Linked DNA regions of Mus musculus: region 1 is linked to region 2. Evidence: chromatin loops called from intact Hi-C (ENCODE). Cell type or tissue: left cerebral cortex. All regions are shown on one strand. Each heading gives the region's core, and the rest is flanking DNA. Links, peaks and the distances in the headings are about the cores only. Region 1 overlaps Fndc3b (fibronectin type III domain containing 3B). Region 2 overlaps Fndc3b (fibronectin type III domain containing 3B).

Region 1 (15,437 bases), core at 5,019-13,018, 110 kb before region 2:
ATAGCTGTGATCAGAGCCTGGGATGTTTGGAGGAGCCCGTCTTCTGTCTTCTGGGGCTTCTAAAGGAATGCAGAGCGTGAGCACCAGCACCTCTCCTGGTTGTTTGTTACACTGGCATTTGTGCCCGTTCTGCCCAACTCTTAAAATTCTCATGATCCACCCGGAAGGGTCACTCACACTTAATTGCTTGTAAGGAAAGTTTTTTTGGGCATTGTATTTTGAGACAGGCTTGGGCTGGCCTCTCCAAGCTTGACCTCCTGCCTCAGCCTCCTGGATGTTGGGTGACAGGTATGAACCACATGCCTGTTAGAGCTTGTACTAATAGTATATTCCTTCTTAGATAAACATGTTTTCTGCCTTTTATACATTACTCGATTAAGTTTTGAATATTTTGATTTCAGTTGTAGTAAATGTACGTTTTATAAACAAGGGCGTCTAAGTTCACAGAAATCAAGGTACCAGTAATTCAGAACATGGCTCAGTGGTTTCTCCAGGGATAGAATGGTTCTGTCTAGATTGTCCTCCTGTAGCCAGGAGGCACATGTAATCGAGCGTTTCAAATGTGGCTCCGTGACTCAAGAATTGTTGTTTGAATTTTCCTTTTTTCCAAATTATTTTAAACTTAAATTTGAAACATAGAACTTTTAGACTCCCAAGTCTATTGACCTTCAACTGAGCCATATTGCTTTTTGAATCACCAAGTTAAGTGTATTTCTTTACAATCAGAAGATGTTTTAAGTCTACTTTTTACACACACATACACACACACACACACACACACACACACACACACATTTGGGTTTGAGCCCATGGCCTTGTGTACACTGGAGGCACATATTCTACTACAGTGCTAGAGCCTCAGCTAGCTCTTGAATTCCTATTCTAAGTAGACTTTGAAGTCTGGGGTAGGTGTGCCTCAGTCTGCTTCTCCAAACAGAGTGGAAAGTTAGCTACTTACAGCTTAAGGTGCGCATTTGTCAGTCAGCACTGATGAGCAGACCTGTAGCTTAGAAGTTTAGTTGGAATAGGTATATGTAGGAATTGCTGGTAAAGGAGCTGATTTGTACAGCCATTTCAGTGTAATAAAGTAGCATAGCTGGGCATGGTGGCTTGCACCTATAATCCTGGCATCTAAGAGGCAGAGGTGGGAAGATCAAGAGATGCTAGCCTGGCTTACACTCCAGGTCAGTTTGTCTACTCGGTCTCCTTTCCCCCAAAAGTGTAAATATTAGAATGCAAGAAGAAAGGCATTCATAGAATTGGAAGAAACAAAAAATCACACCTCTGGCATCCACATCACCTGCTCATTTAGGCCTTCTTTTAAAGGGACTTTCTGAGGTTGTCTTTGTGGAGCTACAGCACTCTTCTGAAGAATTTAAGTAGTCTTGCTATCAAAATGTAAGATAAATTATCAAGCAGGGTGTAGTGGTTGTTGATACACGCCTTTAGTCCCAGCACTCAGGAGGCAGAGGCAAGTGGATCTCTGTAGGTTTGAGTTAAGCCTGGTCTACATAGGGAATTCCAGCCAAGAGCTGGGCATAGTATATATATATATATATATATATATATATATATATATATATATACATACATATATATATATATATATATATATATATATATATATATGCTGTATAGTGAGACATAGCGCCTCCCCAGTCAATTATCAAATGTTAGATTTAGTCACAAATTGTTCTAGACTAAACCAGCAGGAATGACCATTTGCAGTGAGCAAACACTTAGAAAAATTTTTGTGATAAGTGGATTTAATTAACATCAGCTGCACTTTTTGAGTTTCATTTGGTAACAGAAATTCCAAAGACTTCCCTATGTCCTATGAGATAGTGAAACTCCAAGAACATCCATCTGACTAGATTCTATCTGCAGATATCCCAGAACCCAGCACCTTTCTTTTTTGTTTTGAGGGTAAGGGGAGGGCCTCAGAGATGGGGAGGGGCATCCTTAATACCTCACAGTGGCAGGAAGACCCATTTAATGTGTAAGTGTTCAATTTGTAAAAATTATTTTCCCCACGAGATATAAAGTAAAGAAACATATTTTAACTCCAAGAGTAGAGTGTTTCATTTGTGAATGTGTGTGCACACATATATATCTGGTGTGAAAGTCAGAGTTCTCTCTGTCACTGTCTGCCTCATTCTCTTAACACAGGCACCCTCCTGGAGCTGGCTTGGCAGCCACAAACCCAACAGTCCTCCTGTCCCACACCTCCCATTGTGCTGTGGTTACAGGAGCCTGTGGCCACAGCAGGCTTTTAAGTGGATCTGGGGATTTGAACTCTGGCCCTTACACTGGCATAGAGGCACTCCTACCCCCTGAGCCTTCTCTCCAGTTCCTCTTGTCTATTTGTTTAGTCGCTTGGACGCATTTCTCAAATGGTTCAGGAACAGACAAATGAGAAATAATTTCTTTTTATTAGGATTTAAAAGGAAATTTCTTTTTAATTATGTGTATAACTGTGTGGGCCCCTTCATGTGAGTGCAGGTACTCTTGGAAGCCAGGGGTGTAAGGTTTCCTGCAGCTGCAGTTACAGGCTGTGAGCTGTGTCAGGTTAGTGCTGGGAACTGAACTCTGTCCTTCTGCCGGAACACTGCAAGCTCTTAGCTCCTGAGACAGCTTAGCAGCCCACACTTTATTAGGATTTTTAAGAAGCAACTTCCATGTTCAGTCTAGAGATACCTGAATGTTTGTATATCCTTCAGAGTTACAGGGATAATCACAGGTTATAATTGTGACTCCAGAACACAGAATCCCAGAGACTGATGGCAATGAATCAGTTTTAAATTGCAGTATTATTTTAGTGTGAATATAAATCACATTGCCTCCGGCTATCGGAAAGTTATAAATTCAACCACAGGCCAGGCATTGCTTAATGAGAACATTCAGACGTTTGAATGTCTTGTTCATACCCATTCCTGGCCGTGGGGAGCATTTCACTATTTTCACAGAATCAGGGTAAAGAACTGTGTTATAAATAGAATTATAGTGTCCTAGGGAGTGTGCCAAATATGGAAACAAGATTTAACCATGATATATGCGGGGTTTAGTTTGTTAGGACATCAAGATACAAGTGAGAGACTTATTGTAATCGTAAAGCTGTTGGGTGACAGGCAAAGATTAAGGGCTGAATCTTAGTATGAGTTTGGTGTCAGCAAACATAGCTTGTCAGGGAATCATTTTCCTTTGCCCCTATGTGACTCGGGCAAACTTTGAAACCTCCCTTAACTTGGGTTTCCCCATCTTAATATAAGGAAAAAACAATTCAGTTGTATCTTTTAAAACAAGTATCATACATGCTAGTCTGTCTTTAAAAAGGTTTGACAAAGCCTTACCTGGATTGAGGAGTTGGTTCTGATGACAGTTTCAGTTGAGCTGGCCCTGTGGAATTTGCGTGTTGTAGAGACCATAGATTTGTGCTGAGACAGTTTGAAACTCCTTTACTTTCTCTTCTGTGGTCAGTTAATAAAACTTTAAGCTTAGATGTTTCTACTGACTCCTCATTGCCAGTGGAATAGGTCCTGCCCCTAAGTCGTCCTCTCTGTGTTGTTTGGCAAGGTGGGTTTTGACTGGACCAGCATTGTTGAATGCCTGGGCAGGCCAGTGTGGCTTTCTCAGTTCAGGGTCATTGTGATGATGAAGCAGGAAGTGCAGTTTCTGAGGAGATTTCAAGCTGGAATGACAGGCAAGGCTTTAGTCCTTGCGTTATCCGAGCCTTTTATTTGAGCTTTCAACACTTGCCGACATTGGAGACACAATGGCTGTTTTTCACCAGTGTACTATAGCTGGAGAGTGTTTCCTGGTAGAACTCTTTCCAGGTAGACCTTAGCTCTTCACTGTCGGGAATGCACGTGGGTGGTGGAGGAGCAGTTTTGTTCTCCAGTTTACACCACAGCATTTGAATTAGCAAAGTACCCATAAACAGAGGCTTCGTGTTAGCCTTGGAGCAGGTGGCGTGCTATGTCTTGGAGGGGCGGAACATGCCTGGATCCTGGTGGCTAGACGGGGACACTCTGTCAGACTGAGCACGGGAGGGTGGCTTGGGACTACCTGACCCCTTTGCGAGGTCCAGCCAAGGAGAAGCCAGTCTGAAGTCCTGGCTCACCTGGACCGACAGTTCTTTGTAGTAGATTTAGTAACAAGGGTCAGTCCTTGGAGACCAGAGGTATGTGGGACAGGAGCTGTGGGATAGGAGGGGGAGGAGGTTTAAAACTCCAGCCTGTCATCCTGTGAGGTTCCGTGGACAGCCTTCTGCCCATGAGGATATTTCCTCCTGTGAACATAGATCAATCTTTGAGTTTCTTTTCCTTGTACTGGGTTGAGATGCGCTGATTTCACATTCATAAGTCCTAATATTCTTGGCAATACCGTCAATTCCAACACAGCTCCTAATCGGAACTCCTGTTAGATCTCACGACTATAGTGTTGCGTATCCTCCCTGTGACTTCTAGATAACTCACTGTGGGTGCGCATGTGGGGGTGTCGGGGGAGTTGTGAGATGATGTTGAGCTAAAGGCAAAGAGAGTTGAGAATTTGGCAGCCATATTTAAAGTGTCTTGTGTTAAATGACTGTATTTGAGCTGAGATGGTAATTTTATTTCATACCCTTATTGATGCAGAAGAAGACATTGACAAGTAGGGTCTTTGTTAATGGAATAGTCTACTTTTTTCTTTTTCTTTTGATAACAGCAAAGCATTTTCCTTCTCCCCCACAGAACAACTCGGCTCATCTTTTCAGAAAGTGTAGAGAACAGACTTCCTTCCACCCCTGGAGCAGGCCGGTGGCCACTCCAATTCTTCTTTCCCTTTCAAACTTTGACAGCTAGTGAAACTGGAGTACCTGTGGCCTACTGAATTTAGGGACTTGCGGGATGACAAAGCCAGGACCATGCTTGTGGTACAGGCCCGAGAACCTGAGAGCAGGTTCCCAGCGCCTGTGTGAAAGGTTGCATAGAGCAGGACAGGTCTGTAAACTCCCATGCTGTGCTAGGGCTGCAGAGGGGAGGAGCCCAGAGGCTCACGTGGTCACCCACGTGGCCTTGGATTTTCCCTCTTCTGGGGAAGAGACCTTGTTAGCAGTACCTTCATTGTACTTTGTCTCATTGTAGCTAATTAGCATTTTAAAACTACCCAGACAAAGCTAGGATGACGTTGATCTCCCATTCCTAATGAGAAGCTTTTGGGGTTATCAAGATGGCGGCTGGTCAGGTAAAGGCATTTGCAGTCGAGCCTGATGACCTGACCTTGAACCCCAGGGCCTGCCTGCATAGTGGTCGGTGGGAACTGACCCTTGTTATTCTCCGACCTATATACTTGCCATGACACATGCAAGCCCTCCCCACTGCAAGTAAATAATGCCAAAAAGAGGTTTTAGTGTAAAGATCAAAAGTTTAAATACATCACCAGAGAAATAGTTATCTAATTAAGAGAACAAGCCATTTTAGTATCTTGGGGAAACTTGTACCCTTCAAAACAGCATGGGCTGATTGTAATTCATTGTTGGGAACCTGTGGAGAAGGAGGGGACCCTAGAAAGTTGGTGCTCACAGTGGATGCCACAAAATAGCTGTTTTCTTTCTGGTGCTTCCATATGAACTTGAACCAGCACCCTGGCAACAACTGTAGCTGTATTTGCATTCAGGGTGACCCAGAGGGGCAAGCACTGCGCCTTTCTGTCCATCCCCAAGTGGAGAGAACAACTCGACAACTTGTTAGTTTTGGAGCTCTGGTGACATTTGTTTTGCCTTTGCTAACTTCAAATCATCTGTAAGTACTTGATGGCAGATTGATAAGGCAAAGAATTGAAGCCTGGGCGTGGTGGCGCACGCCTTTAATTCCAGCACTCGGGAAGCAGAGGCAGGCGGATTTCTGAGTTCGAGGCCAGCCTGGTCTACAAAGTGAGTTCCGGGACAGCCAGGGCTATACAGAGAAATCCTGTCTCGAAAAAAAAAAAAACCAAACAAACAAAAAACAAAAACAAACAAATGAAAAAATGTGTGTGCGCGTGAACTTGTGGAGTTGGTCTTTACAAGGACTCTGGGGACTGAACTCAGGTCACAGGGCTTGAGTGGCAAGCCACCTTTCCAGGCCTGAGCCATCTCGTCGGTCCTTAAAGACTTTAAGGATGTTACTGTTTTGTTTTTCTTTTGAGACAGGGACCCATTTAGCCCATGCTGACCTCTAAAGCCCCATGCCTCTCTGCTGAGGATACATGCCTTGAGTGTCTGCGCCTCCTGCCTGTACCCCCCAGCGCTGAGACTGGGGACGGGGACTGAGGGTTGGAATTGTAGGTGTGTCCCAGCCTTCCATTTGCTAAGCAGGCGCTCTGCCCCGAGCCGCATCTCTAGCCCCCTTTGCTGCTTTTAGCTGCCCATTTGCCTCTACCCCTGCCTTTGGGTGTAGTTGTAGGGATTCATGAATTAAATATTGAGATAGGTTAGAGGTGTATTCATCTCCCATTTCTCCTAAAGGAAGACATTCTTGGTGACTGGAGGAATTTACCAGAAATAATCAAGTATCTTTAAATACATCTCTGATGACTAATCTTGGTTGTCAACTTGACACACCTGGGAAGAGAAAGTTCAATTGAAGAATTGCCTCTGTCAAGAATGGCTCGTGGAAGCCGGGCGGTGGTGGCACACGCCTTTAATCCCAGCACTTGGGAGGCAGAGGCAGGCGGATTTCTGAATTCGAGGCCAGCCTGGTCTACAAAGTGAGTTCCAGGACAGCCAGGGCTACACAGAGAAACCCTGTCTTCAAAAACCAAAAAACAAAACAAAAGAGTGGCTTGTGGACCTGTCTATGAGGCATTTTCTTGATGGATAATTATGAAGTCCGGGTTGGAAAGTGAGCCCAGCTCGCTGTAGGTGGTCCCATTCCCTAGGTTGGTGGTCCTGGGTGTGTAAGAAAGGTAGCTGAACATAAATAAGCCTGGAAGCTCACAGTCGGCAGCGGCCCTCCATGCTTTAATTCTTGTCTCTATGCTCCTGTCTTGTCTTCTTCCATGATAGAGTGTGGCCTACAAGTTAAATAGTCCCCCTCCCACCCCCGCCTGCCCCCCATTAGTTTTTTCTCATAGTAATGAAAAGCAAGCTGGAATGACATCACAGTATATTTTATATCTGACACTCAAGCCTGAAGGATTTGTTTGTTTGTTTGTTTGTTTTTAAGAACATGACTACCCTAGGACTAGATTTGTCAACTTAGAAAAACCTCTAATATATTCTTAGGATCCGTGCTCCCTTTTCTCTCATGTTTTAAGGTTCTCTGGGAGGTTCCTGGGGGCACGTGGGCCACAGCACTCGCCTCCTGTCCAAGGCCTTCTGTTAATTTCTTGCACAGCATCAATAGTAGACAGCAGTAAGAGCCAAATGCTATCCTTTGTTGTTTAAATCAATTGAGAAAAGTAATGTAAATGATAAATATTGCTGTCTCTGGTTTTTCTATTATATGTTTTCTTATCTCAGAAAAAGTCATCCTGAGTTAGAAACAGTCTGGACTATTGAAACGAATACTTACAGATACATTGGACTAGAATGCTTATGTGTTGCTCTTGGGCCTGTGAAATGGTAGATTTTTTGCAGAAAACTTTTTTATAGTTCATAAAAATATTCAACCAGAAGTAGCCTATTGCCAGCAACTTGAGTCTGAAATTTTGATTCTGAAGGAAATGGGACTCTGATATGTCATGAACCCTTTGAAGGTGCTTACTGAAAGATGACCAAGTGGTGAACTTATTACTGTACCTAGTGATGGTTTTAAGAAGTATGAGAAAAATGAAACATTGATCTGGTAGGGCAGACTTCTGTCATCTACATAGCCCAGGCTGGCCTCTAGTTGCTGTGTAGCTCAGGATGAGCCTGGTCCTCCTGTTTTCACCTCCTGAGAACTTAGATTCAAGGCTTTATGGGCATCACACACATTGCTCTGTGCTCCTGTGGCTCAAACGCAGAGCTTCCTGCTTGCTAAGTCAAGCTCTACTCTCTGAACATCCCTAGGTTCCCTCCCTGTTAACTGGCTTCAAGTGCAGAGGAGGCAGTAGACAAGTAATTGGCAGAGAGTGACGAAGGCCTCGTAGTACTTGCCGGAATCAGGTAGCCTGTTGTGTCTATGGCCCTGTAAGAGCACAGCCACTTTCTCCTGATGTTCATGGAGAGCCACAGAGAGCTCAGATCTACATGGACAGTTGCATTCTTGAAGCGCTGACACTCTGTTTGCTTTTAGGAAGCACATTGTTTTTTTCCATCAAGTCACTCAGTAGTGCTAGAGATAGTGACTTAAGAGATGGGATGAGAAACCTGGGCATTGTGGGTAAATTACACACTCATGACACAAACCCACACAGAATAATGCCATGGAAAGACTTACATTCTCATACAAACACTGTCGGCAAAGGCAGGCCCTACTTACTGCTGCACAAGGCATTGTCCATTTATTTCTGAGTCTAGGGGAATGGTGAACTCATAGGGTGTGGCAGTAGTGTACAGCGTGTTCTCTAAGTGGGTATAGTTTCTCTTGACTATAACCGTATATAACTGTATATTGTATACTCTATATAAACATTACTGTATATCAAGTGGCTCGGCGAACACCACCACATGAGTGTTTATGCATGGCTGGTCATTTTTGTGACCTTTTGTCTCAAGAGGAAAGCTATACTTTCCAAGCAATAGGAAAAGATGCTCGAGCCGTAGTCCTATGTTGAGGAGGAGTGTGAAGAGCAGCCACATTGTGCTTAAGGATTACTAAAGGGAAAATGTCCAGTTCTTTGGCCATGATCAGTGCGTTCCAGTGCTATCATGTTAGATAGGTTATCGTTTTCTCAAGTTTGAACATCTACAACTTTCCACAGCATGTCCTCTTCAGGGTTGTTGATTGTTGGACTTCTGCGTCTTGGGAAACTCAGATTGTCTCATTGTCTCTCTGGACTATAGGGGTGACTGCTGATTTAAATTGGGTTTTCCCTTCCCTTCCCTCCTCCCCTCCCTTCTTTCCTTGGTGATGCTGAGATGGTACCCAGGGCCTATGTGCTATGTGTAAGCACTTAACCTGAGGCAGGGTCCTCGTGTTGACCACTGCATTCCCAGGTTGAGCTGGGATGCTTCTTTGAAGAATCTTGCTAATTATAGACATTTTGAGTTCCTATCGTTGTGTTGATTTTTTTTTAACTCAAGGAAATAAACACTTATTTGTTCATCTATTACTATTTTAGAAAAATCAAAGTTCTCAAAAAGGTTTGTGGACTTTCCCCAACTCAGATTGCTGATTTAGAAAATTTCTGTTTGCTAAAAATGTGGCCTTTGATTAAAAAGTTTTTTCTTGTAACTGGACCCAGTTCAGAAATTGTAACCATATATTACATATATGTATATGTATATGTATATACACACATGCATATATATACGCACACATACATACACATCATATAATATATACACATATATGTAATATAACTTATGTAATATACACATGTATATACATATTACATAATATATGTGTGTGCTATTATTATATATATTTTAAATCAAGGTTTGTCATATGGCCCAAGATGGCTTAGAACTTGCTTTATGGCCTAGGGTAATTTCAGACTCTTGATGCTTCTGCTTCAGCCTCTGGCCTCTGAGGTGTTGGGATGGCAGGCATGTAATCCCACCAAAGCAATCATACCTGGTTCCACGTTTATTATTTCGCATGTTTCACTGGGCTTGGAACAGTGTGTATTTGTGTTCCCAGGGAGCAGAATATTAAGGCCAAGCAAAACTGAAGGCCTCTCATGTGCTCAACTTGTCTATTGCCCAGAAACCTAAAATTTATAGTTTTGGTATAATAAAATAATACTATTCTGAAGCTCTCCCAAGAGGGAGCTGTTTTTCCTGGGTTGTTTTCTGCACTACCCACTTAAGTTTAGGAAGGGAGAATGAGGAGGACAGAAGTAGGCTTCCCAGAAAGCCATCTGTGAGACACCGGAGCGTGGGAGGATGGAGGTAGTTCCTTAGAGAGGCGCTGGTGAAGCGGCACAGTGTGCAGACATGTCGCGTGCTACCCCAGAGAGACTCTTCACTCTCATGAAGGTCACCTCTGTGTCTTTGAGTTGAGCTGCTTTGTGGAGTGAGATGCTGCACCCCTAATTTGCACCTGGAAAAGCAAACACATTCCAATTACTGACCTGTCTCTGTTTTCACAGTGAACTGTGTGGTGATGTTGGTTATACCAAAGCAGCCAGAGGTCTGGGACATACAGGACTCCTTATTGCTGGAGAGAGGCTCCTGCAGTTAATTAAAGGTGACCTCAAGATTCAGAGGAGCCTGGAGCCTGGACCTTCCTGGACAGCCAAGGCTAAACCTGGCAAGCTGGCAGCCTTAAATGCTTCCTTTGTTAGAAGTACTTAGCTCTGTACTCCATCTTTAGAAAGTGAGTTCATGGGAGGTGAGTTGAGGACAGAGTCTGTAGTGAGGCCTTGCTGGGTTCTGTCCTTGTAAAGTTTGTGTGGACAAAAAGCCCGTGTGGATGCTGTAAGGATCACCACCCAAGGATCATTTGTGTTCCTGCACAGGGACCTGGTCACAGTGCAGAAGGACATGGGTGCGAGTGGTTAAGATCCCTTTCCTGTGTGGATGTGTATGACACAGGCAGCACCCCACAGAAGTGGTCTCTAATGCTCTGATGTCATTGGTCCCCTCCTCAGAGGGAGCTTGTCTTAGCTGCCAGGCTGGCCTGGTTGGTTGTACATCCTTCATGACAACGGGAAGAAAGGTTAATGTGTAAGAGTGTTTCGTTTGTATCAAGTTGTTTTCCACACAAGATGTAAAGAAAAGAAATATATTTCAACTCCAGGAGTAGAGTGTTTCATTTGTGAATGTGTGTATGCACACATATATATCTGGGGTGGAGGCCACTGTCTGCTTTATTCTCTTAAGACAGGGACCCTCCCTGAACCCGGAGCTGGCTTGGCAGCCACAAACACAACAGTCCTCCTGTCCCACCTCCCATTGTGCTGTGGTTACAGGAGCCTGTGGCCGCAGCAGGCTTTTAGGTGGATCTGGGGATTTGAACTCTGATCCTGATGCTTGCATGAAGCACTCCTACCCCTGAGCCTTCTCTTCAGTTCCTTTTGTCTGTTTGTGTTTAGTCACTTGGGCTTGTTTCTCAAATGCTTTACCACTATCACCTACAAGTGAAGATTTAATTAATTAATTTTGGGTAAGAGACACCAAAATTTGCTTGCGTGTCTCCCCCCCACCCCCACCTTCTCCCCGCCTCCCACCTTGTTTTGAACTAAGGCTGGCTATATAGTCCTCTGTAGGACTGTAGGACAGCCACAGAGCGGACCAGGGGCTTCAAGTTCACAGTGATCCTCTTGATCCTTCAGTGCTGAGATTACAGGTGCACACCACAGAACTCTGCCCTCTACACTCATATTTGAGGAAATTATGATGAAGTCATAGTCTTTTAGGAAGTAAACTCATTCTTAGAAATCTCTCTTTTTTTAAGGAGAGGTCTGTGATAATGGTGGAAGAAACATATTAATAAGTTTTGATGCTTATAGTTTACTTCAGGCTATACTTAGCAGTATATAAAATTGCCATAGCATTTCATCGTTATTGAAGAGACAGTTATTTACAGGTTTGTTTGGTTTCTGGACATAATTTTAACCTGCTTTGTTATCCGTCTTGCATCCTTAGATAGTGGTACCTGTGGAATATGAGAGATCGTAGAATGTAACTTTTTTTTTTTAGCTTTTCTCATTTGCTTTTTAGATTCAAGTCAACATGGAAACAGTGCTACTTTCTATTTATGTATCACCTTCTGATTCTTTTCAATTACGTCATGCTTCTTAAAAGCTTATTTAAGGGCTGAGAGATGGCTCAGCAGTTAAGAGTATCGGCTGCTCTTCCAGAGAACCCAGGTTCAATTCCCAGCATCCGCATGCTACAACTGCCTGCAACTGCAGTTCCAGGGGATCTGATACCCCCACCAGACATACATGCTGACCAAACACCAAAGTGAATGAAATTCAGCTAAGTAAAGTTTTAAGAGCGTATTTAAATCCACCAGGACCTAGCCCTTGGCGAGGAAAGAATAGAGGGCTCCCATCAGTGTCTCTAGTAGGGAGTCTTCTGGCTTCTCTCTCTTGACTGTAGTTTTTGGGTCCCACGTGCTTGCTTTTCCCGTCCTTGTTTGGTAAGTTTGTCTTTACTCATTTGAGGAGCTGGGAGTGGGCACAGACTGGTGTGTAGGTGGGTGCTTGAGGAAGGACATGGCACCAGCCACAGTGAGTGCACTTGTTCCTATTGCACTTGTGGGACGACATTTTCCCAGTCACTGAGTCGTGGGTGACAGCTCTGTGCTGTTCTCAGATGCTTGGGAGATGAACCAAGGACTCCTCTCTTTCCCTAAAACAAAGCAATGAAACCGACTGAGGTATTTGTTTGTCTTCAGGACTTTCGATTTCTAGTCTTTTGTAACATTTTTCAAGAAATCATGGCCAGCAAATATATGCTTTTTTTTTTTTTTCCCATGAAGGAAAATATAGAATGATGGTCTGGAAAGTTAAACTGTAGGACATGTTAGATCGAAAGGAAAGCAGCTTTTTACGGAAACCATTTCTTTGGCATTCTTGAGCCCTGGTGCATAAATAATAGATGATTATCACATAGTTTTCATACTTGGGGGCCATGGGAAATTACTCGCTTAGCTTGGAATTCATGCTTTGGTAAGAAGAGAAACCCTAACTTCAATGATTTGTAGTCGCCGGCTGAGCCAGAGTGCCCGGAGGGTTTGGGCTTGAGGTCCCGTTTTTGTTTTTTTTTTTTTTTTTGTCCAGTCTGGGTCTAGTCTGTCAGGAGGACTGCTTAGGGCTGTCACCTGCTCAGAAGATGATGGCTGTCATCCTACTATTTTGTCACTTTTCCTCAGGGCCCTCAGAGATTGCTGAGGAGCCTGTCACAGTGGGATGGTAGTTACTTAAACAGTTTAGTGGTTTGAAGTGTCTACATCTGCCTTCCTCTGGACTGTGACTCCTCCTGTGTCCTTGATCATGTGACTTCGCTTAGCCCTCACTCCGGAGCAGTTTGTGTTAGCGAGGTAGTGGGGCTCAGAGTGAGGCGGAGCAGGGGGGAAGCACTGTGTGCCGGAATGGGATGGGCAGGGAGGGTGGCTCTGAAGGGCAAGCATTGCTCTGGTGGCTTTATTCCTTCTACCATCTTGCTTTCTCACTGCCTCGGTAAAGAGAGCTCGTTTCTTTTTCAAGTATATATAGGTGACCCATCTGCTTCTTCATCTTCTCTGTCTAAGATCAAAGGAAGTTTAAGGCGGAAGCCCTCTCTTCCACCCTTTCTCTCTTTCTGTGGATGTCTTTCTTTGTAACATTAGATCCAGCCTTGACCTGAGTCAGTGAGACCATGGGGACCCCAGAGCTGGCCTTTCATGCCCGAGTTAGCACCTCAGACCCCTCTTCCCCCTCCCTTTCTCTCCTTCTCTCCCTCCCTCTTTCCCCTCCATCAGAACACCTTGACAAGGAACAGTGAGGACCCAGAGGTAACTTTGGATGTCCTTTCTAATAAGTGACCTAAAGGGCTTTCAAGATGGCTCAGCAGCTTAGAAGTATTCTAGGCACAGTCCTGGCAACCTAAGTTTATCCCCAGAACTGTGTATAGGAGAACTGAATCTACCAGGTTGTCATGTGACCTTCACACATGCACGATGTTGATGATGATGATGGTGGTGGTGGTGGTGGTGGTGGTGGTGGTGGTGGTGGTGGTGGTGGTGAAAATAATAAATGACACAGAATATGACTAGCATCGTTTCAGGCTGTAGAGTGAGGCTGCCTTACTACCTTCACTGACCTCTTGTAAATGAGAGACTTCGCTTCACAAACAGAAAAGATGAGAAGAGCACTAACCGTGGCCCGCTGTTTACTGACGGGTTCTTTTGTAGACACAGTTGCCTGGAAGGCATGATAGGGGCCGGAGCCTGTCTTGCTTCACGAGTGTGAGTGAGCTCGAGTTAGGCCTTCATGCTGGGGAAAAAATAACATTCCCCTTTCCTTTCCAAAACTGGGCAGTCGTTCAGGCACACTGATGGAAAGGGAAGGCCAGTCCCTCCCGAGCCCCGCCCGAGTGCAAGCCTGGGGCCATGTTAATAATGGCAATCCCATTATTTTCTTACAGTAGACAGGAAGTGCTGTCTACACCCATTAGATCTGTTTGAGTGGCCCCTGGCTGGAAAGAAAGAAAATTTAATTTTCTGACTTGCAAGGAGGAAGGGAAAAAAAAAATCTCAGCAGTATACCATAGAGACTCACTGTTAGAGTAAGAAGAGTCATTTTAAAAACTTGAAAGTTTTTCCTTTTAATTATTGGAACATTTGGCCCTTTCCCATATGGAAATCATGAACAGGTTTCTGTGCAAGCTAGGTGTGAAGACATCGTTTCCTATTTATTATATGTCAGAAATGACCCAATTTTGGCCTGTCCTCCTTCCCTCCCCTCTCTCCCCTCCCCTTTCAACCATGTTTGCAAGTTGCTCCACACCTTACTCTGGTAGTTGGCAGCCTGTGACTCATGATCACTGTGCAGGTTCATAAGCAACACTCGGGCTGGCGAAGTGGCTCAGCTGGTAGAGGGCTTGCCTGGCAGACCTGATGCCCTGGGTCGGATCTCTCGTGCATGGCATCAGACTGCCATGCTAGGACACATCTGTAATCTCAGAACCCAAGAACCAGAGGCAGAAGGGTCAAGAGTTCAAGCCATCGTCAGGCTGTGTAATGAGTTTGAGGTCAGCCTGGGTTACGTGAGACCCTTTCACGAACACATATATGTGCTCACGCGCAACATTCATGTTGGAGAAAATCTGTATACCCATTAGGACAAGAAGTTGATTTGTGGTTTCTATAACAAGAAAAAAATAGTATTGTAATAGAGAAAAATTATGTTAGCGTGTTGTCACCTATGGCCGCCTTGCTGCCTTGAGAGTTAGTCTCATGGGTGACTTGGACTCTGTAGGGATTGATCATATGTGCCATGTTTAAGATTTTTTCTTTCAGTTTGATAACCATTTAAAAAAATTATGGCTTTATTTCTATTTTGATAGATTTTTTGTTTTCTTGAGATGTTTTATTATGGCTTCTTAGTTGTGTAATTCACTCTGAAAGTCTCAATATCTATGAAATATATCATGTGAGGAAGACCTGGAGTCTCAAGGCCCTGCTTATAATCATGGGTAACCCTGGGGCGGAGGGCAGCTGCTTCAACCAGGGGGAGATGGCTCTGTAGTTCATACTGGAGACAACCTTGTGTACGGCACTGTAGCTCAGGCGGATGCTCGTTTTACATTGATGGTGTGTCCATGTAGAACTTCGTGTTGCTGTCTGAGATGGTGCATTGGGAAGCCAGGACCTTCCCACATCTCTGAAGGAAGACAGCAA
Region 2 (15,437 bases), core at 3,131-11,130:
GCGTTCTCCCACTGAAAGTTCACTTAAAGTGAACTTAAACGGTGCGGAGGAAAAACCTAGTTTTGTTTTTCTTACCACAAAGGAGACGATTTCTTTGCTTAGCTGTACTCAAAGTGGGAGGTTTAGAAACTGAAGGGGTTGGCACTGGGACGTAGCCTAGTGGAAGAGCATTTGTCTTGAGGTTTAATCACCAGCACGTGAAGGAAAAACAAGGCAACAACAACAAAACAAGCCAAACCAAACCAAACTGAAGTAACCTCAGAGCACGCACCATTGCAGCCACTGCGCCTGCCCTTGCAGCAACACAGGGGCAAGGCTTCACACCAGGGCTTGCAGTCTCCTTCAGCCAGAACTTCTAACATCCAGATCAGAATTCTGCTGCTGCTGCTGCTGTTGTTGAATCGCATTTATGTGTTAAATAAATGATACATTAAGACATGTTGGCAAGTTTGTTTGTTTTTTTTTTTAAACCAACCCCCACCCCACCCCATTGGTATTAGAAACGCCAGCCCCCGTGGGTGGAATTACTTCTCACTCCTATAAGGATTCACAAGTTTCCTTTCTAGGACCTGGTAGCACTTCTTTGTCATTTCTAAGTCAGGGCAGAGTGCTGCTGTCACCTAAGGATGCTGGGTGGGGTGGAGGGTGAAGGGGGTGGGTGGGGGGTGGCGCTTGTTACTTTCTGTCCCTAGATTCCCTCTTGCCCAGAAGAGCAAGCTGTGGATGCCACATAGAACAGAGGAGCTCCATGGGTGGGGCAGGGCAGGTATTGAAGACTAATGGTGGGCTCAGAGAGTCAAGCCAGGACAGGACTCTTGGCTGTGCATGAGTCCTTTCTTGTTTGCTGTGGCCACCTTTCTCACTCTCAGGTCACGGACCCCAACCTCATCCAGGAGACAGGTAAGCCCGGAGACCGTGACCCCACGTATCGTACAGAAGGAGACTTCTGCTCCGTTCCTTTTATCTGCTCTCTCTCTGGTACTTCCTTAAGAACCCAGCTCAAACATTATGCATGAGAGTGTGTGTGTTCATGTTTGTGCTTATATGCGCCATGGGGTACACCTGTATATGTAGTTCAGTGGCCCATTGCCTTTCTTGTTGTTTTTTGAGATGGAGTCTTCTACTAAACCCAGAGCTCACCTATTGACAGGCTAGAGTGTGAACTGGCCAGCAAGCCCTAGTGCCCCACCTGTGTCTGCCTGCCCCCCAGCACTGCCCCCACCTGTGTCTGCCCCACCCCCAGCACTGGCCCCACCTGTGTCTGCCCCACCCCCAGCACTGCCCCCACCTGTGTCTGCCCCACCCCCAGCACTGGCCCCACCTGTGTGTGCCCCACCCCCAGCACTGCCCCCACCTGTGTCTGCCCCACCCCCAGCACTGGCCCCACCTGTGTGTGCCCCACCCCCAGCACTGGCCCCACCTGTGTCTGCCCCCCTAGCACTGCCCCCACCTGTGTCTGCCCACTAGTACTGGCTTTTGTACAAGGGTCCCAGGGATCCAAACTCAGATCCCTGTTTCTACCCACTGAACCTGTTTTGGTTTTGCTAAAGAGCTAGTTTTGAATTCAAACAAAGAGAGTAGGATTTTGTGATGCAAATTTGGGGGCCACTTTTTACCTCAACTGCTATAGTGTTACTCTAATGTTAAATGTCCTCTCTGTTCACCTGGTGAACAGTGGTGGGCAGTGAGAGAAGAAAGGAGGCCCTTAGAGGGCTTAGGTGTATCTCTGCCACCCCGCAGAGGCCATGATGGGATGCTCTGAAATAGACCATGGCGATCTCTGGGTACAAAAGCTCACAATGCAGCCCCCTCTTTACTAAGACATAACCACACGAGACAAAAGCATAAACCTTTTGGCTAATTATGTTAAGATATGCTTAGAATGTACTCATGGACACCTCAAAAACACCTGGTTCAACAAGACCTATTTCTACGACACTGAGCATTGTCACATTTCCGGCTCAGCAGAATTTTCTGCCCCATTATTTTTGGTTCTAGTGACATACATTGGGAATGGAAAATTTGATGTCCACAGCCTTCCTCACCTCATTCTTTTCATCGGAGACTAAGATGGCTTTGTCACAGTCTATTTATGCACTGCCATGGATAAGTGACACTGTAGTGATGAGCTGGCTTGGGAAGGCTTAGGGAGGGACTGGCAGTTGGATTCTCTTGACATTTTAAAGTACAGAGCATCTTTCTGACTCCCAGGGCTGCTCTTGCAGCTCAGTAAATAGAAAGCAGCTTATTATTGATGAAAGGACTCTGAAATGAGAGAGAGGGGGGGGAGAAAGAGAACATCCCATGAGCACCAGATGTGGCATTACCCATGTGTGCCTGCTGCTGCAGTGCCCTTTTACCCGGATGTTAATGGAAGCTAACACCTAATGGACTCTGGCAGAAGTAGGTCTGTTTGTAACAATAATAGGTATGCTGTGGTCAACAAGAAGCATCGACAGTTTATTATTTTTAGAGAGCTCTGTTGTGTTTGTGCTCTGTCGGTCATCGTGTGCCTCCTTCTCATAAAAGGAAACTTCCTGTGCCGCAAACATGTGCTCTGCTCTCAGAGTTCAGATCCTGGGCCACCCCAGCCACTTAGTAGATCTTAATGGCTTCTTCCTTTCATTGTCCAGGGGAGAGTTCGTTTTTCATTTTGTTGAGTGTATTTATCATGACCCCAAATTACTTAGATGTCAAGTTCTAGATTTTTCTTTTTATGGAGACCAAGTAAAGACTATCTAACATTAGAAGTAGGGATATATGTAGATGGCTCAGCTGTTAGAGCACACAAGGACCTGAGTTCAGTTCCCAGCGCATGCATAAAAAACCAGACAGGAGGCTCCTAGTGTCATTGGCCAGCCAGTTAACAAAATTAGGGGATTCCAGGTTCAGTTAGAAACCCTGCCCCCAAAGAAGGTAGAGAGTGATTGATCGAGGAAGAGTTGCATAGATGGACAAGAGTTGCATAGACAAGAGTTGCATAGAAGAGTTGCATAGATGGACAAGTGTGTGTGTGTGTGCACGCGCGCGCGCACACACACACACACACAGATCTAGAGCTAGCTGTCTGTCAATTTCTGGAGTATTTTTTGTTTGTAAGGCTTTCCTTTTCATAGATGACAAACCAAAGATTTTTTCGTCGTTGTTGACATTAGCAGAGCGTTTATTAGGGGAAGCAACATGTCTGACCGATCCTGGGCAAGGGATGACATAGAACCTGGACTGAGGAAAACCGAAAATTAGTTTCCAGCAACTCTGGAGACTTCTCAGGTGCTTTGGACCTTGTGGGTGAAGCAGATTGCTGCGAATGCATGAAAGCATGCCCTGGTTGCATGTTACAGTGTTGTCTGCATCACACAGTTGGCATGGTATCCTGGTTTTCCAATTGGTCACAATTTAAATGGAAAGAACCCACTTTTACCCGTTTGAACAATAAAAGACAAAGCCCAGGAGTTGCTCAGGATGCTTTCTAGTCAGAGTAATACCAGTTTAACTATGAGTGTATTTTATCATTGTGTGTCTGTGCAGTATGCATATACATGTGCACGCACCTGTGTATGAATGCTGCGTGTATGTGTGCCCCTGGCCACATGTGGACACCACAAAGTGTCCTCAAGCCTGTGCCCACATTCCACTTCAGTTGACAGGGGGTCACCTTTCTACCTTATTCTCTACAGCCTAGTAAATGTAATCTTAGTTCTGAGTTTCTCTGTACAACACTGTATAACGGGCACTAAAGTGATTCTTTAGGCTGTTCAGGGAGAATTCCATTAAGACCATTTACTGGAAAGTTTTGTTTTTGTTTTTCTTTGACGGAGTTTAAGAATTTTCCATTCCCCTTTTCAGAAATCAGAGAAAACGAAGCTGAAATTAGTGTATGGTGTTAGGGGTAAATGGGCAGGGGAGGGAGCACTTACTGTGCTGGGGGAGGTTGAGGGACCTTCGAGAACTCTCTTCTGCTTCACATGTGTTATCCGCTATTGTCTTCTAGAGACAAGCCTCATTTCTCCTCTCACAGGAGTCCTCAATTTGACCATAATTGTTTCAAGTTAAAGTCCACTTGTGACATATGAGTTGGGCCAGACATGGTGGCATACACCAGTGCTGGGGAGGCAGACACAGGTAGATCTCTGAGGTTCAGGCCAGCCAGGGCTACATGTTGAGACTGTCTCAAAAATTCCTAAGAGGTGAACATCCGTGCTGTCTTCTGATGAGCGATTTCACTGCCTCTGGCAGAGGATGCTGCATAGTTGTTAGAGCTGCCCTGTGGGTCATCTTAGAAAGGTGTAAACGTTCTGCTGGTCTAGAATAGAAAGCCTTCACTGTGGCCGGACCACTGAAAGAGCTTGGTAGGAGCCTCCTGTGAGGCCTGTTCAGAGTTGACATAGTATGTCTCAGGAATGTGTTATTTACCAGCAAAACTTAGCGTGCAGCAGTGAACTGAGGAGCCATTCATGGCACAGTAAAAGATGCCCATTGGGGAACCGTTTCCACACATTGGCACCTCCTCAGGCGCCTCTGGATGGGAGCTGTGAGCATGGTGCCACTTCCTGGCCCTGGGTGCAGAATGGCTCCTTTTCTTCCAGCCACAGCACAAGCATCTTCCGGATCCCCAAGCATCCAGAGCCCCGAGTGGGCTTGGGAGACTAGACCTGTTTTTTCCTGGGAAAGCTCTCAATTTTAGAGGTTCCCGAACACCAAGCCTTATTCCAGAAATAGTCCTGTTGTAGCTTGGTTTTCTGCCGCCTGCTCAGAACCCCACAATTCAGTCTTGTGAATTGAATCTTATTTATGCACTGTGGAGTTTAGTGTACAGACTATTATTTTTAGCCTGAGAAACACAAAACCCATCTATTTAAAGCCCCCAGATCTGAATGGCAGTTTCATCTTGCTTGAAATTCCTTCTAGTATTTTTAAGGCAAAGGAGAAGAAAGTCTAAACACTTTGCTAATTGCAACAGCTGGTCCCTGCTTATGTGTGAATGAATGTCTGAAATCTAAGAAAATGAGGGACTTTTAGGGAAAACACATGGAGTTATCAAGCCTTGTCCGGTTCAAACTTCAATCTTGAGATGTGAGATTGGCTTCATCAGAACAAACAAACAAAGAAACAAACAAGCCAACACTCATTGAGACACCTTGGACAGTGTGGAGGGTGAGGGCATGCTGGAGTTTCTATTGTGTTAGTGAGGAATGAAGACAGATGGATGTGGCTCAGAACTCTCTTAAGCTGGTGGTGTTTATCTAGCTGCTGCAGTGAGAAGCAAACTCTTGTGAGTTTCTAGTTAATTCCTAACCATTCATCCTGTGCTTCAGCCAAATTGCTGATCCTTTCTGGACCCCAGACACCTCCCGTGTTCCTCCACAACTGCCCTCTGGTCCCATGGCCTAATCTGCCTCTCTGCCCATCTTTTCTCACAGAGGGAGGTCAGGGTAATGTCCCACTGCTAAGCCTCCATTTTGTTTTTTGCCAGCTCGTCTTTTCCATCATGCTTTGCCTTCTCTACATGGTCGCCATTTTACCCGACAGTCCAGAGTTCATGTCACATGCTGCCACTTGTCACGTGTCTCATGCTGTCATTTATTCTCACATAGCTGATGGTTCTAGCAAAGGGAAGAGGACACCTACTGAACGTTGGGCCCCAGACTATGCAGTGCAAGGGCTTCTCCTCAGAAACATTTCCAAGCTGCTCTTTGAAGTGACTTCCTCAGGACTCGGCGGCCCCGTGTATCGTGGGTGGTAGAGGGACTATTACAGGGAAATGGTTAATTATTCTTTTTATCTGTTGTGTCTTGGTTTTGTTTGCAGCTTGGGCTCTGTTCTCTGTTGCTGAAAGGCAAATTATTAGAAGGGGGCCATTGATAGCACGGTGTCCAAGGAAGCTCAGCCTTGGAAAGGCACTGTAGCTGCAGCAGTAAAGAGCACCTTCATTCTCTTCTTTTAACCAATATTTAGTTTATTGAATTTCTTCAGTCAGTGAGGAAAAGCTGTGGTAGTCTTTATTGTCCTACTTTTGCCTTGTGGCTTAACATTAATACCATACCGACCAGAGACGGTTTGCCTTCTAGTGTATGGGTTTGAAAAGGTTTGCCTTCGTATCCCACTCTTCTGCAGAGTTAGTTCATGCAGGTGCCCTCCAGAACCCTGGGATCAAGGTGAACAGAGGATGTGAAGGCATTAAGTAAGTCGAGCCATCCATTTGAGGGGACAGTGAGGGGGTCAGTGGGTAACGTGCCTGCTGCCGGTACCGGAAGGAGAGACCTAACTTCTGCAATATATCCTTGAACCTTCATGCATGCACCATTATATATGCAAGCAAGGGTGTGTGTGCATGCAGACACATGAAATAAATTATAAAAACAAGAGCCGGGCGTGGTGGTGCACGCCTTTAATCCCAGCATTCAGGAGGCAGAGGCAGGCAGATTTCTGAGTTCGAGGCCAGCCTGGTCTACAGAGTGAGTTCCAGGACAGCCAGGGCTATAGAGAAACCCTGTCTCGAAAAAACAACAACCTCAAAAAGAAATATATATATATGAATAAAAACAAGGAAAGGCCTGTATTAAATGCAAAATGTTCCTTTCAGGTTTATATTTATTTGTTTTCAAGACAGGATGTCACTCTACAGCCCTGGTTGGCCTGGAACTTGCTGTGCAGACCAGGATGGCTTTGAACTCAGAGATCTGCCTGCCTTTCTTTTCTAGTTCTGGGATTAAAGGTATGATCCCAAAATGTTCCATTCACTGGAGCACTAGCTCTCCTGTTGCATACCGTTACACACACACACACACACACACGCGCGCGCGCGTGCGCGCGCGCACGCTTACTCTTCATTTTCAAGAACTGAAACAGGTAATTGTACTCGCTTGGCATGGCTTACTGTCTGTGCACATGGCCAAGTGGCCTCTGGAGTTTTGCAGTCTTCATGACACATCTGTTGTCAACCTGGCCAGACCTACCCTTACTTCTTTACAAATGGAAGCATTTCCGTTTCACTCTTTCCTCTTCTTATCCGTGTATTTGTAGGGATTCACTCTTTGGAGTTAGTTTGGCCACAGGCAGGGGAAATGGGTACTGTAGTAATTATGACCCCCTTGTTCCTATCATGGTCATGTGATCTGTCTAGCTGGCCACAACCTTTGCCAGATGTGGGCCATGGATGTCAGGTTCGTGCTGAGGGTACAGGTTCTGGTCCCTGCACATACCCTCTGAAGCAGGTGCTCTGGAAACATGGCTCTGGCCATCTGTGGGTCAGTGACCACCTGTGTGGTCCTGGACCTCACTACAGCTTTAAAACGTAAGAATTTTGCCTACATGTGACCTTTACAACGATTCCTGCAGGCAGGGATTCTGCCAAGTGCATATAACCAGACATCTCAACGTAGTGCGATAGGATTACCTACTGTATCCGCTCATGGAACAAATATGCACACATTTGTCATACCCAAGGCATGATGTCAGTTACTCTGCAAGGAGTATATCTGAGGAGGCAGGTCTTGGCAGCGATGGTATGTAAGGATTCAGGAGGTGTCGAGGAGAGCTGGCACGTTTGATCTTACTGTGCTTTAAAAGAGGCGAGCACATTGGCTGAGCAAGCAGGGCCATGGAGACCCTCTCGATGCTTAGCTCTAAAGTATGCCTGAATTTCCACAGGCAGTCGTGAAGCTGGCATGCCTTTCTGGTCCATTGCTCATCAGTAGGAGGATCTTCAAGATGTAGCTTCAATGTCTCAAAGTGTGAGAGAAATTGGCATTTGGAGCCTGTGGTTCAGGTCAGGCAAATATAATAGAGGAGAGCATGAGTGTGTGTATACAGGTGGCGTCTGCTCTCGAACTGCAAGGAAGCTACTTTTCTTAGCAACAATAATGTCACGTTGATCTTGAATCTTGTCCAGCAATAAGCCCTGAAAATAAGATTTGAAGTGATACAGGCAGAAGAATAGATACATTTTCCTTTCAAACAAACAAACAAACAAACAAACAAACAAACAAACCAACCTTGAATTTTCCCCAGGACCAAGCGGAGTGCTGATTTACATTCTGAGGAAAGCTGTCTAGTGTTGCACAGTTCCCTTTCAGAAGAAGGAAGAGGGCCATATGAAGGCCTCAGGTGGGAAAACAGAGCAGGCAGGAGTGCAGCTCTCTGGTAAACTGCATGGCTAGTATGTTCAAAACACATCCAATCAAGCAAAAGGCAGGAGAAACAGGCTTGTTGTCCAGTGAGTGAGTGGGTTTCCTTGAGCAGCCTCAAAGTGTTTTCACTTGGTACTTCGTAAAGCAAGGTTGTATATGTGTCTGTTCTTTACACAGGGGTGGGATGCAGTGAGCTGCTGACTTTTAAAGCATCTTGGGATAGGTATATTCACGCAGGGATTCAGTATAGAGTTGCGTTCTCTGTCTCTGTCTCTGTCTCTCTCTCTCTCTGTGTGTGTGTGTGTTTGAGTGCTTAAATATATGCATCTAGTGTATGTGACCTCAACTATCAGGTACTTTCTACTTTTTTATTTATAGCTGAGTCTTTCATTGGACCAGAACTTTGTCACTTAGGCTGGTGTGGTGGTTTAAATAAAATGGACCCACAGGTTTATATGTTTAAATGCTTAGGGGGTGGCACTATTTGAAAGGATTAGGAAGGGTGGTCTTGTTGGAGGACTTGAGCCACTGGGGGTAGGCTCTGAGATTTCAAAGGCCCACTTCAGGCCATTGACTCTGTCTTCCTGCTTCATATGGATGCAGAGGTAGAACTCTTAGCTACCATGTTTGCCTGTGTGCTCCTTGCCATGAGGATAAAGACCTAAACCTCTGAAACCACAAGTCAGCCCTAATTAAATGCTTTCTTTAATAAGAATAACTATGGTCATGGTGTCTTTTCATAGCAATATGATACCGACTAAGACAGCTGGCAAGCCAGCAATCCCATGAATCTGCTGCCCTGTACCCCACTCTCATGGTTCTAGGGTTGCAGGTTTACAGTTCCCCACCTGGCTTGGTTGTGGGTGCTAAGGACTGAACCTGGGCCCTTGTGTTTGTGCCTTGTCGACAGAGGCAGACCCAGACCCAGCACAGACTTGATTTTGTGACTTGAGTGTAGAGCCTCAGGGACCCAAGAGAGAGAATTCCTTCCCTAGCAGGATAGGCAACAACCACAGAAGGCGGGTCCCTGAAGAGAGCAAATCAAGGAGCTGATACTGTTGTAGAAAGGACAGAGAATGCAGGAGTGAAGAAGACCACCAGGCTGATGACTGCCTTTGGGCTTTTAAAAGCAACCACTGGAGAGCCGTGGTGAGTCAGCCTGGCCAGGTGTGCAGGCGGCACCTGGGATGTTTGTTAAGACACCAAGAGGCCACCCCTGGTCAGGAAGCTCTTGTGTCCTCTTGGGTTTGATGACAGATGTTCACAGATGGTGCCTCATTCCTCACCCAAGGTATCAGCCATGGAAGGGCGGTGGCTGCCATGTTCTCCACACTTCTGCTGGCAGCCTTCTAGCATGGTCTTGGCTTTGGCATAGTAATTGGTCCAGTAGCGCTCTCATTGTGGCCATGCACAAACCTAAGAACGCGCTATGGGCAGGGGAATCCAGTGTGGGATTTGAGTGGCTTTCTCCTCTCGAGATTGCCAGCTATGCCTTCCCTCCATCAGCAGCATGCTTTTGTTCTTACAGGAAGCTCTATTTGACTTGGCATCAGACTGTAACGTGCTAACTTTCAAGCTGGGGCAGTCGCTTGACCAGCAAGTGTGGGGCTCTGAATTGAGTAACAGCAGCACAATCCGAAAGCTGTTTCCGCCGTGCATCACATGCATGTACGGAGCTGTAAAGGAGAAATGGAGGTGCTGCCTTCAGTTAGGAACTCTCCGCAGAGCTTCTGCCCAGAGAAGCCTACCCTTTGCCATCCCAGCAGTGGAGGAACTATAGAAAGTTCATCTTTGTCTTCCATCTGGCAAGTCAAAGCAGGATAGAGCGCTGAAAGATGCGTGTCCTAGATCGCCGCCCTGTCCGTGACAGGAAGGCTGGAAATAAGAAACCCAGGGCCTGGGGCGCTGTTCTCGTCTGTGCACAGATCCAGGTCATCTTCGCACTTCACTTTTTAAGAAGTAAAACATTCTGATGGATGAGTCATCATTTCTACCAGAGAGTGATGAAGTTCAGTTATGTGAAGACGGGCTTTCATACGTAGATTTTAATTGACAATTTCCTATAAAATAAGAAAGTGCCCTCTTTTTCTTTTTCAATACCAAAGTTAATGTTTACCATGCATGAAAATTTGTAACTTCTGTACATTATGAATATATGAAAAGACTAGTTTCTATTCTGTGCCATTAAGGTGATTTACTTTGCTTATTTATGTTTAATGAGAGAGAAGAGACACAGTGTATTGTGTGTGCATGGGACACTCTGTGTGTGTGTGTGTGTGTGTGTGTGTGTGTGTATGTGTGTGTGTGTGTGTGTGTGTGTATGTATGATCTTAAGCCGTATTTCCTTTTCCTTGGAAGTACTTTAGCATTCTTCTGCTCACTTGTCTCATAAGAAAAGGCAGCCAATGTTGTGTTATTAGATAGCAGTGGCAATTTCCTGTAATGGAGTTAGGTTTGGATATGAAAGTCCTTCCCACCTGTTGGTACTATATGGGCAATGTTCTGGAAATGGAAATGAAATAGAAGAAATAGGTCATGGTGTGTGTATGTGTGTGTGTGTGTTCTCTAAGAGACATATTACACCTGCCGCTTCCTGTCTTTTTGATCTTCTCTCTCTGTCTCCTGTTGGCCATGATGGAAACAGGTTCCGTCCACATCCCACTGGCATGATGTTCTCGAGGGCACAGATACCAAGCAGTCACTAGGCAGTTATGGACCCAATCCTTTGAGACCCTGATCTAAGAACCTTTTAGGCTGGAGAAATGGTGGCTCAGGGGCTAGGAGCTCTTAATGCTGCTGCAGAACTCAGACAGTTCATGACTGCTTCTAATTCCAGCTCAAGGGGATTTTGTGTCTCTGGCCTCTGCAGGCACCCCTCCATACCCCACCTCCCCGCCAGCATGTGCACATCTCCACACATAGACATAATTAAAAATAAATATTAACTAGCAGATCAATTATAAAAAACCAAAGGAGCGTGCCCCCATCCCCCCTTCCCCCCCCCAAGCCTAGACTTGTATTATTTCACAGAGTACTTTACTGGCAAAGAGAAGGCCCGCTTGAAAGCTAGAGAAACTCACGGATGGAATACCTCAAAGTGCTTCAGCTGATGGAGAGTCCTTCTGGCTTAAAGACGGTGGGGACACCAGCATCTGGGATCCCTGAGCCACAAGCCAGCCATTCAGGTAGCAGGTAGCAGTTGGAAGGAATTTTCTTATGGGTCTTTTTTTTTTTTTTTTTTTAAAGAAAATATTTTAGTACTCAAAATGCAAGCACAGGGGCCTGGAGAGATGGCTTCATGTGTAAGGGTGCTTTTTGTGCAAGCTTGAGGACCCGAGTTTGGGCCCCAGCACCCATCTTAAGAAGTCTGGTGTGCTGGGCAGAGATGGTGCACACCGTTAGTCCCAGTGCTTGGGAGGCAGAGGCAGGTGGATCGCTGAGTTCAAGGACAACCTGCTTTATAGACAGAGTTCCAGGACAACTAAGACTACACAAAGAAACCCTGTGTCAACACACATATGCACACGAATATGCACACACATACACACACCCACAAGAGGATAGTGTGACCATGTAGCAGTCCCCCCAAAGCTGTGGAGAACAGAGACAGGGCTTCCCTGAGACCTGCCAGCTGCCAGCCTAGTCCAGGCCTAGTAAAATTCTCTGCTCAAAGGAATTGGGTGGAGAGTGGTGTAGGGGGATACCCAACTTCCTTCTCTGATTTACCAATGCACATAAACTTGTGCATGTACATACATGGGTGTATACACTTTCTCTCTCTCTCTCTCTCTCCCTCTCTCTCTCTCTCTCTGTCTCTGTCTCTGTCTCTCTCTCTCTCTCTCTCTCTCTCTCTCTCTCATACATACTCATGCACGAATGGACACACACACACACACACACTTCAGACACTCTGGGGTGCTGTGACTATTCTGTTAGTTGGTGTCTGCATGCTTTCCAGGAGGGTGGGTGAGAAGCTAATGGACTTTGTTCCTTGGAAGGTGTGCGATTTCATCCCAGGCAAAGTTACCTTAGCTCTTCATTCTCCACAAGGTTCTGTCAAGTTTAAAATGTCTACGCAACCCACGATGTTTTCATTTATAACAGGCTGGAGAAAGAATCTGCTAATTTTTTTCCCTTCTAGGTAGACTTCAAAAATTGTCCTGACCTCTTCCCACCCTTTATCTTCCCTGGACCACGCCTGGTAGTTGGAAATTGATTAGTGACAAGCCATCTGCATAGACATGGAACACACTCTCTCCTGCAAAAGGACCTCTCCTTTGAAAAGCCCTTTGTGTGTTTTAAACAGCATTTTAAAGTTGAGTTCTGTTGAGGAAGCTAGAGATAGTCAGGGCTGCAAAACTTACATACCTGTGTTCAAGTATTTAGAAATTTAGATGCTTTGCAGAGATCTGTGTCTTTTATTTTTAATTGAGATTTGAAAAGGAGTGTATTCATTTTATAAACAGAACCTGATTCCTGGTGCTTTCCAGTAATCCCATTAACCTTCTACTTAGAATATGCTTATGCTAGCTATGAGAAAACTCAACTATTGTTATGTAATGAACGAATAGAGTCTATTGACCTGCCTTTGAGAATTTAGTTGTTTACAAAGACAGACAACCCATCTGGTAAATTTTCTGCTTGTTTTATTTATAAGGAAATAGTTGTGCTGTGTGAGTTTTGTGGGAATCCCTTGTCTTTGCTTCTCAGAGATCCAGGGTATAAGTGTGTATGCTGCTGTTCTGACATGCAGGCCTTTCGTGTCACCTGGGAACTCAGATGTTAAAAGATAAGTGGTGGGGAGAGGGAGAGGAGAGAGGTAAGAGAATGGCTGTAGTTTTTACGTGTATCTCAGAAGAAAGACTGGAAGCTGGGGCGGGGGTGGGGAGGGGGTAAGGGTGGCTTGTAGGACTGGCATGCTTTTAACATTCTTGAAATTACTTCACTGTGTCTGTCCTTCCCTTGGCAGAAGGGCTGTGATCTCTCCTGCAGAGCTGAGTCAATTTGCTCTGTTTGCTTGCTTGCTTGTTTGTTTGTTTACAGAAACTGCAAGAAGTTGAGTCTGTGTCCCTTCCTCTGTTTCACTTTAATCAAAATAAGTCTGAGACCGAAGTGCGTTTCTCTTCACCATCCTGATGATTTAAAAAAAAAAAAAAAAAAAAAAAAAAACCAAAAAAACAAAACTCCAGATTTGGGGTCTGAGCTGTTCGATGACATCCTTGCAAAAGCATCTCAAATAGTCATCTTTTTGGTTCAGTTCAAAATTTAAAGATTTATGGGTAGGATACATGTGGGGTGACCTCACAGGAAACTGTCCCCAGACGCCTTGGCTGCCCTGATAGCCCTGCAAAGGCCTGGCAAAACTGTAAGAGGCTGGACCTGAGGGGAAAATGCCTTTCTCCCAGTTTCCTGATCTTTGTGTCTGGGAATGGGGCTGTTTCCCCTCCTGTCCTGCAATCTTATTCCAGCCCAAGGCTGAGAGGACAGGGGAGAGTGAGGAGTCCAGCGTCCTCCTTTGTACAGAGCTGCTTCCACGGGGAAGGTGGAGTGAGGCTGAGGTCCAAGAGTTTCCATTTCTGCGGCTTCCCCTACCCTGTCCTCTCTTGCACTTCCTATGAGTCACCATGGAGATGTCATCTCTTCCCAACCAGCACCTCACTGTGGCTTCTTAGTGTCTTCCTTCTTACCCAGAGTGGATTAAGTAACCCAGCTTCTGTGACTTGAGCTTCCAAACTAAGGATGATCCGACTTACTGTACCACCGCAGGGAGAGGAACTGTGAAACCCTGGTCTTGCGGCTTAGGGTGTTTGGGTGTGACCCTTACCACTCCATGCAGAGAGCCCTTCCAGGTCATCGGGAACATTCTCCCGGCCTGCATGTGGAGCTGGTGTCAGCTGTAACGGACACAAACTCAGCAATAAGAGGAACGCAGGCCTGAAATGTTGTTCCCATGTCTCAAGAAAGCATCAGCTTTGAAGTTGTTCTATGTTCCTGGTTTATAACGTCAGAAATTTCTCCTTTTGAAAATAATCAGTATTGGAATTCTATTTTACATTTTCCTAGACAGGGTCTTATTCTATGTTCAGAGTATCCCTGCCTCAGAGCCCTCTGGTACTGGGATTATAGACGTGAACTCCACTCCTGGCTAGAACACACTTGAAAAGAAAACATACATATATATATATATATATATATATATATATATATATATATATATATATATATATAATACTTTAAGAAATGGAAATGTGTTACATTAAAAATGTGGCCTCTTTATTTGTATCCAGCACTGATAATATGCAGACAGTAAAGTAATTGCTTTGTTTACATATACATTGACTATTTGTGTTTGCCACTGTTTGAGTGGGACAGTCATAGGTTACAGAAGTGATTGAATATATGACTCGATAGTGTGGCTCAGCTCTCTCATGTGTGTCAGAATACAAACAACAGTGATCCTTAGTAAAAATATAAGACCTTGTTATTTTTATAACTCATAGATTAACACTGATGAGTTTTGGCCTGAAGATAAATCCAGATATGCTTGACCAAACCCTCTATATGTATTACCATTAAGTAGACCTCACCGGGCGTGGGGGGACTCACCTTTAATTCCAGGACTTTCGAGGCAATGGCAGGCAGATCTCAGTGAGTTCCAGACTAGCCTGGTCTATATAGTGAATTCTAGGACAGCCCGGACTACATAGAGAGACCCTATCTCAAAATCCAAACCAATCCAAACCAAACCAAACAAACAAAATAAAATTAGAACTCAACCTGAAGAATATACATCGAGTCCTACCTAACAGCTTATTTTTATTAAATTTTTCACCACGCACTTCATTTTATGTTTCTATACATGCACAGGGTTGCATGTGCTGTGGTACACACACAGAGGTCGGCTCTCTCCTTCCAACATGGGGTTCTTAGGGATTGATCCCAGGCCATCATTCTTGGCAACAGCGCCCTTTACCCACTGGGCCATCTCAACAGCCTCCTATTTTTATTTGAAGCAGCATTTGATGCAGAGTAGCCCAGCACAGTCCTCCTTGCTTGTTCCTATGTAGAGTGGTGAGGCTGAAGTTGGGGTCGGTGAGTTTCCAGTCCAGGGCTCTACACTGAGCACGCTGTAGATGGTTTGCTCTCGGTCATTCATTCTAGATCCCGGGTATCAGGACATGCTTAGTGTGGGGGTCTTCACACGCCTCCTTCCACCGAGGCACTTTTAATACAGCGTGTCCCTTTGCCTTTGCTCATGGCTCTATTGTGTGCACCCCTGTTTCCTTGCTGCATGTTCTCCTTACCTGC

What was found. Peaks named below come from ENCODE experiments on the same cell type or tissue, not always from the same donor. Only the 100,000 strongest peaks of a DNase experiment are listed, where the experiment ranks them.
Region 1: it touches region 2 in a loop (2.5-fold over the local background); 3 of 42 quality-filtered maps call a loop at or near these places.

What each region holds. Positions count from the first base shown.
Region 1 is chr3:27,693,433-27,708,869 of GRCm38, reverse strand. All of the region lies in intron 1 of Fndc3b (fibronectin type III domain containing 3B), which reads left to right. Among named protein-coding and RNA genes, the nearest start is that of Fndc3b, 9.3 kb to the left of the region's middle. In left cerebral cortex, for the core only: a CTCF peak has its summit at 9,877; DNase peaks (open chromatin) are centred at 9,973 and 12,250; H3K27ac peaks cover 230 bases.
Region 2 is chr3:27,583,054-27,598,490 of GRCm38, reverse strand. The region is part of intron 3 of Fndc3b (fibronectin type III domain containing 3B); the gene reads left to right. It overlaps Mir3092 (microRNA 3092), which reads left to right and starts at 13,496; the gene lies at 13,496-13,591. In left cerebral cortex, for the core only: no CTCF peak of the experiment used is centred there; DNase peaks (open chromatin) are centred at 4,785, 4,873 and 7,513.